Linked DNA regions of Homo sapiens: all the other regions are linked to region 1. Evidence: chromatin loops called from intact Hi-C (ENCODE). Cell type or tissue: CD14-positive monocyte. All regions are shown on one strand.

Evidence for each region. Hi-C counts contacts between places; a loop is a spot of excess contacts. Peaks named below come from ENCODE experiments on the same cell type or tissue, not always from the same donor. Only the 100,000 strongest peaks of a DNase experiment are listed, where the experiment ranks them.
Region 2: it touches region 1 in a loop (5-fold over the local background); 69 of 110 quality-filtered maps call a loop at or near these places.
Region 3: a loop joins it to region 1, with 4 times the contacts of the local background. A loop is called at or near these places in 31 of 110 quality-filtered maps.

Annotation. Positions count from the first base shown.
Region 1 is chr7:87,885,780-87,888,279 of GRCh38, reverse strand. It overlaps DBF4 (DBF4-CDC7 kinase regulatory subunit), which reads right to left. Exons shown (of 12, transcript NM_006716.4): 4 at 1,386-1,436; 5 at 882-951; 6 at 221-297. Among named protein-coding and RNA genes, the nearest start is that of DBF4, 11 kb to the right of the region's middle. In CD14-positive monocyte, CTCF peaks have their summits at 1,007 and 1,207 (motif pointing right); no DNase peak of the experiment used is centred here; H3K27ac peaks cover 348 bases.
Region 2 is chr7:87,801,127-87,803,626 of GRCh38, reverse strand. All of the region lies in intron 8 of RUNDC3B (RUN domain containing 3B), which reads right to left. Among named protein-coding and RNA genes, the nearest start is that of SLC25A40, 74 kb to the left of the region's middle. In CD14-positive monocyte, no CTCF peak of the experiment used is centred here; no DNase peak of the experiment used is centred here.
Region 3 is chr7:87,311,051-87,313,550 of GRCh38, reverse strand. No RefSeq gene overlaps it. Among named protein-coding and RNA genes, the nearest start is that of TP53TG1, 33 kb to the left of the region's middle. In CD14-positive monocyte, CTCF peaks have their summits at 887 and 1,088 (motif pointing left); a DNase peak (open chromatin) is centred at 1,080.

The DNA of each region.
Region 1 (2,500 bases):
GGGCTGAGGAAGCGACCTATGCCACTATTCCAGGAACAACTTTTACCTGGTGAGTACAACCCTAAAGTTAAATGACACTCGATTTATTTGAATAACAGAAACAGGCACATCATACACAGGCTTGCCCCTAGGATATTTTCTGCTTGGGAGGAAAACTTTGCAAATACGTAAGTAAAAAAACCAAGCTTGGTCACTTTAAAAATTGAAAAAGAAAACATACCCCATCTCTTACTGAAGTACTTGATTTCTTGAGTAAATACAACTCTTTTTTCTTTTGTTCAATGTAGTATCTAATGTCTTTATTAAAAGAAAGAAGGTTTTAAGATTAGCAATTTTACTCTTGGAGTTAAACAGTGATATTTTCTTGTAGTTAAATTAGATAAAGAATTTACCATTATAGGTATCTCTTATGCTATGGTCTGAATGTTTGTCTCCTCTAAAACTCATGTTGAAATTTAACCCCCAGTGTGACAGTACTTACTGAGAGATGGGACCTTTAAGAGGGAATTCATGGATTAATGGGTTATCATGGGAGTGGACCTGATATCTTTATAAAAAGAGAAAGAGAGACCTGAGCTAGCACACTCAGCCCCTCACCATGTGATACTCTGTGCTGCCTCAAGACTCTGCAGAGTCTCCACCAACAAGAAGGCCCTCACCAGATGCAGCCCTTTGACCCAGGACTTCTTAGTCTCCATAACTGTAAGAAATAAATTCCTTTTCTTTGTACATTACCCAGTTTCAGGTATTCTGTTATAAGCAATAGGAAACAGATTAAGACATCCCTGCTATCAAAATTTCACTATGTAAAGTCAGGAACCAAAGGACAGACATGGACACTTAAAACAAATACTGTCAAAAAACAATTATAAAATCCTTACCATCAATATGAAGAATTTTTACTCCCCATGACAAGGCATTTGATAATATACTATTTGAAGGAATAAAATCCTGTAAAAAAAAAAGTTTTATGGTTGTTCTAGGAAATTATTTAAGATGAGCTAAATTTTAATAAAAATTCAATTATTTGAAGTTTAATGTCACTAAGGCAGTTATTTGTAACAGACCCTATAGAGTTACAATAGCTAGGACATCAAGATTTTCTATAGAATTCCTAAAATCAATCCCACTTTATACCCACATCCTTGGTAATTTAATGAAAACTATAAGGCAAGTTTTAAGTTTCCAGTAATATTTTAAAAGGCCACAAGATGGGGATGTTTCTACATGAAAAGTAAGTTCTTTACTTTGTAAAATAAAATATATGCTGAGATTCAGGTTTTTGCCTAAAAATGTGGAAAGGAAAATTTCAAGAATATCTGTAATTTCCAGTTGAGTTTTTAATAACAAAATGTACAATGTGAATCTTTATAGTTCCTACTTACATGGTCCTTGATAGCTTTTTCAACTAATAATTTTCCTCTGCTTAAACACACCTATAAAAAGACCAGAAAAATTTAAAACATAGTGCTTAACTGGAGAACAGGTTAAAAAGGTAAAGCAGCTAAGAAAAGAGAACTTTTGGGTCTCATATTAAAAAGTTTCTCTTTTTTGGGTGACCTCTTTGGTTTTGTAGTAAATTCTATTCAACATGAAAAATAAAATAGCTAGGTTTCACTGGAATTCTTTATAATTAATTGGCTTACATTTTAGTTCCTATTAAATCAGAGATTTCAGAAAAACAATAAATTTTATATACTGTTTTCACATGTTATTTCACCTTTTTTTTTTTTTTTTTTTTTTTGGAGACAAAGTCTTGCTGTGTCGCTCAAGCTAGAGTACAGTGGTGTGATCTCAGCTCATTGCAACCTCTGCCTCCCGGGTTCAAGTGATTCTCCTGCCCCAGCCTCCCAAGTAGCTGGGACTACAGGCACGCACCATCATGCCCGGCTAATTTTTGTATTTTTTTTAAGTAGAGATGTGGTTTCACTATGTTGGCCAGGCTGGTCTTGAACTCCTGACCTCGTGATTCACCCACCTCAGCCTCCCAAAGTGCTGGGATTACAGGCGTGAGCCACCGCACCCAGCCGTTACTTCACTTTTTAAATAAAGTACTAGGAAAACTCGTTGAAATGCCATAACCAACAATTATTTTGGAATCGCTGGTGTATTGTCTCCTTGCTCCAAAAAAGCATTAACTCAGAGAATGCATGGTCCTTTCTTGATCTCTTTTCCATTCTTTCTTCTATGTATTGTATCTCTTTTTTCAAGTGATAGCTCCTTTCTGACTCATTTCTTCTGTTTTCTCCTCATTTTCCTTAATTTTCAAATGGCTATAATAGGTAAGTCGAGGAGAATATTGTAAAATAATAACTTAATTACACTTCAACCTAAAAACTGAAATAAACATTTTATCTCTCATTTGATCCTATCCCACCTCACACCCAATTAAATCAATTTAATTTGTCTTTCCTTGCATCTTTCAATTTACTGGCCATGGAGTGGTAGGGATGTGATTTCAATAATTCTAGAATAGGGGCTGGCAACCTTTTTATGCAAA
Region 2 (2,500 bases), 85 kb after region 1:
GAGGGAGTATAGAAAGTACAATTTAAATTCTCCTTCCTTATTATACTCTACCGCTTCTAATAGGCTTCTAGATCCTTGAGGAATCTCCTCTATCTTGCTTTTGCATAAAGATCTTTTACTCTGCAGATAAAAATCTGTCATTTGAAAGTAAAATTTTGTTTCTTATATGTAATTATGTTGACGTATGTGTCAGTTTATCAATTGGCTATTTCATGTGATCTATAAATATATCCTCAATTTTTTGACCTGAATGTGTATTTGATGGATATATGTAAATTCAAAATACTGTGGATTTATAAACCCAAAACTTCTCAACTGAAAAATGGAGTCTAGCTCTCCTGCAAAATTGTTAGAAACAAAACTATAGTTTTCAGTTAAGGTTCAAAGAGCTGTTTTATTTTTCAAAGGAAAAATAGTTCCACATCTTAAGCAAGTCCTTCTGGGAATGACAGAAAAAGTCAATAAATACAATTTATTCTGTGGAACCTAGCTAACCCCTGAAAAGTTCCTATATCTTCTAAATATATAATTCATAACTATGTATAAATATGTATTTTGCCACTGATGCTTTATTCTTTTTAGATTTATAATTTTTCTTATGTTTTTTAAACATTTTTATTTTATTTTATTCATTATTTATTTTGAGTAGGGTCTCAATCTGTCACCCAGGGTGAAGTGCAGTGATACGATCATGGCTCTCTGCAAACTCAAATTCCCAGGGTCAAGTGATCCTCCCACCTCCATCTCCCAATAGCTGGGACCACAGGTGTGCACCATCACTCTTTGCTGAGGCGGGGTCTCCCTATGTTGCCCAGGCTGGTCTCAAACTCCTGGGCTCAGGTGGAGCGCCTACCTAGGCCTCCTAAAGTGCTGGGATTACAGGCGTGAGCCACTATGCCTTGCCTTAATTTGTATTTTTAATTTTTGTGGGTACATAATAGGTGTGTATATTTATGAGTTACATGAGATATTTTGACAGAGGCATGTAATAATCATACCAGGGTAAATGGGGAATCCATCACCTCAAGCATTTAACCTTTGTGTTACAAACAATCTGATAATACTCTTTTGGTTATTTTTAAATGTATAATTAAATTACTTTTGACTATAGTCACTCTGTTGTGCTAGCAAACACTAGGTCTTATTCTTTCTAATTTTTTTTGTGTCCATTTACCCACTTTCCCTCCCTCATAAGACTCATATGATTATTTTTAATTTATCTTTTATTTTTTTTGAGACAGGGTTGCTCTGTCGCCCAGGCTGGAGTGCAGTAGCACAATCATGGCTCGTTGCAGCCTCAATCTCTGAGTCTCAAGTGATCCTTCCACCTCTCAGCCTCCCAGTAGCTGGGACTACAAGCATGCAACCACCATGACCAGCTAAGTTTTGCATCTTTTATAGAGACCCAGGTTTTGCCCTGTTGTCTAGGCTGGTCTCAAACTCCTGGGCTCAAGTGATCCGCCAACCTTGGCCTCCCAAAGTGCTGGGATTACAGGTGTGAGCCACTGCAGCCGGTCTATTAGTTTATCTTGACTAAGTACAGAGCAATACAATGCAATACAATATAATGCAATACAATAAGACTCTGGATTAATTATAAACACCAAGGACTTTTCACTATGGACGCTTTATATCGTTTCAGGAGGAAATTATTTTCTCATTGTTTTTGAAAAAAATTCAGCAAAAATGCAGTTATTTACTGTCTCTTTCAAAAACAGCTTTCTATATCTCACTTGTTCATTATGTAATTTGCTAAAATTCAATTTGTGAAGATTTATCACATGACTTTGAGCCATCAAGAAGGGTATATTTACCTCTCTCCTCTAATAATGAAGGGTGTTTTACAGAAATATTAATTTTTTTTGAAACAGTCTTGCTCTTTCGCCCAGGAGTGCAGTGGCACAATCTCAGTTCAGTGCAACCTCCGCCTCCTGGGTTCAAGCAATTCTCCTGCCTCAGCCTCCCAAGTAGCTGGGACTACAGGTATGTGCCACAACGCCCAGCTAATTTTTTTTTTCTTTTTGTATTTTTACTAGAGACAGGGTTTCACCATGTTGGCCAGGCTGGTCTCAAACTTCTGGTCTCAAGTGATCCACCCACCTCAGCCACCCAAAGTGTTGAGATTACAGTTGTGAGCCACCACGCCCAATCGGAATATTAATTTTTAAATAGAGGCTCATCCCAGGTAAAAAATGGAACAGTCCCAATAAAAGTTATTTCAGTTTTCCCAGAAAAACGATTTGCTTCAAATAGTACTTGACTTAAAATTTTACCTCACTGGTCTTCCTCACATGATGTTTTGCATCCATGTTTCTGTATGTGCTATTCTCTGTACCCAGAATACCCTTTCTTTCTTTCTATTCCTTGGTCACGTGGGGAACTCCTGAAAAACCCTGCTCAAATATCAACTTCTTAGTGATGGTTTCCCTGGATCATCATTACTGTGCTACCTCTATAATGTATATACAACTTGAGCATTCCTAATTTGAAAATCCAAAAT
Region 3 (2,500 bases), 570 kb after region 1:
TGCAAGCTCCTAATGGATGTCTTCTCCCAGCCCCACATATACACCCTTTAAGGATAAACAATCAGAGATGGAAGAGTCTAAGTTCATATGAGGAATGAGAACCATTTCTCCAAGTTCAACCTCTCCAGCATCTTTCTCTTCCCTCAACTGAGAGAGTGCTTCACTTTGCAGATCAAGATCCATTCTTCTTTGTTGATTTTCTGTTTCCAGGCCTTAACCAGAAACCTATTGTTTATATATATATATATATTTAAAATCAGACCCATTAGAGTGTCTTTCCAACAATAGGTAGTATAAATCTGATGGCTGCTTTTTAGCAACATAAACTCCAAGCAGAAGCACTGATTGTCAGTTTGCCTTTACTTTGAACAAAATGAAATTCTTGGAGATTAGTCTTTATAAGCAGTAGATGAGCAGTTTAAAGAATTAACTTCTGTCTGTCCAGAGCCCACCCCAGAAGGGCTGGGTTGAGGAGGTGTGTTTTTCTTTCTGCACGTATAACTCTGTATTTATGAAGGCCATTCATTATGATCATTTTCCCCCAGTGGAAGAGAATAATCTAAGGAAAGGTGTGCCATATACCTAGAGAGCAGTCAAATATACCTTTAGAGCCTGTTTCCTGCCTACCTCTGTGCACTATTGTCCTCCCCCATCAGATCACCTAGTGAATGAAGGCAGTCAATCTCCATGGCTCCAGTCTCTGAAGCAGTCCCTTAAATGCCAAGTGTTGGCTTTACTTTTTCAAAACATTTTGACAGATTTCTTCTTGGAAACTAGATCTCTAGAACAACTTTATCCTGAAAGAAAGCAAGACATACATTGCCCCCCACTCCCACTTTGAAAAGTTCCTAGCATAAACACACACTTTACTAAGAATCTTAAAATACCTGACTGTAAGATAAATTAATTTTAAAATGACCTCAATAATTTAATCATAATTTGAATAGCTGATCATATCTTCTCTGGGTAATGACATGAGGAAAATACACAATTGGCCACAGCTGACTAACTACTTGGTCTTAGATTTAAAAGAAATGGATTTAGTGAGGAGCAGGGCTTTCTTTCCAGTACCAGCTGTGATGGAGCGACACCTTCTGGCACACATGGAGTACTGCATGCTAGAGGGCTCCTCTGCTAGGAGGCCCTCTTCAAGAGATCTCAATCAACTCCACTGACCCAAGTTCGGTTCCATCAAAAAGGTCAAAGATAGGTGACAGTGTTGGCTAGACAGTTAATAATTTCCATTGCTGACTTTACACATCATTCCTGGCTGGCCATTGGCCTTTTAGAAAAAAAACAAAGCAGCCTAAAGTACCAAGATCATCTAACATTATTAGAAATATTGGCCACATCCTCCCCACTCTTCACTCCATGTCCCACCCAAAAGAAAACTTCATATGACCAAAAAGTCAATGGAATCTTTGCAACAATGATCAGTCCAGAGCTCATTTTGGGTGATACAGGTAACAAACCAGTTGTTAAAAGGCATTTCATCTCATGTTATTCTGGTGGGCCCCAAGGCAATGGTGGCTGGGGGTGGAATGGAGGGGCGTGGAGAACACAAACACAATAATGGAATTCCTAATTTCAGAGGAGAAAAGCAGTGTATGGACACTTAAGTGTGTTAGTTTTCTAGGGCTGCCATTACAAAGTACCACAAACTAGGTGGCTTAAACAGTAGAAATGTCTTGTCTGACAGTCCTGGAGGCTAGAAGCCCCAGATTAAGGTGTCAATAGGGTTTTTCCCTCAGAGGGCTGTGCAGAAGAGCCTGTTCTATGTCTCTTTGCCAATTTCTAGTGGTTTTCTGGAAATCTTTGGTGTTTCTTGGCTTGTACAGATTTTTGCCTTCATCCTCCCTGTGTGTGTCTGTCTCAGTCATGGCATTCTTTTATAAAGACACCAGTCATATTGGATTAAGGGCCCACCCTACTCTAGTATGACCTCATCTCATCTAAGTATATCTGCAATGACAGATATATTCCAAATAAAGTAACATTTGGAGGTACTGGGGGTTAGGACTTTCATATATGAGTTTTGCGGGAGACACAATTCAACTCATAACATTAAAGAAATATTTTCTTGTTTAATCTCTTCTCCAAAAAGTGCAATAACTGTCTATGAGAAATATGCATGTGCTTATTCTAATAGGTCTCATGCTTAAACAACATGATGATAAGCCAACAGGTTATACTGGAGATAATATTGAGAAGCAAGTCAGGACACAAGACCATAGTAGTCCTCAATACCAAGAGCAGCAGTGATAGTTGCCTGCTCCTGCAGTACAAGCTGAGTACAGCATTGCTAAAAGCCTAGCCGCATCCCTGGGACCCCTCCAGACTGAATGACGCAGACTTGGGTGAAGTACACAGTTGGAATGAGAATGGATTCAGGACTTATGACTGTTCCCTGTGGGTAGGGGCTGGCTGCTTGAGGGAAATGGTTGGGATTGATCTGGAAAGACCATGGACCAGGCTCTTTGGGTTGGGGGATACATAAGAG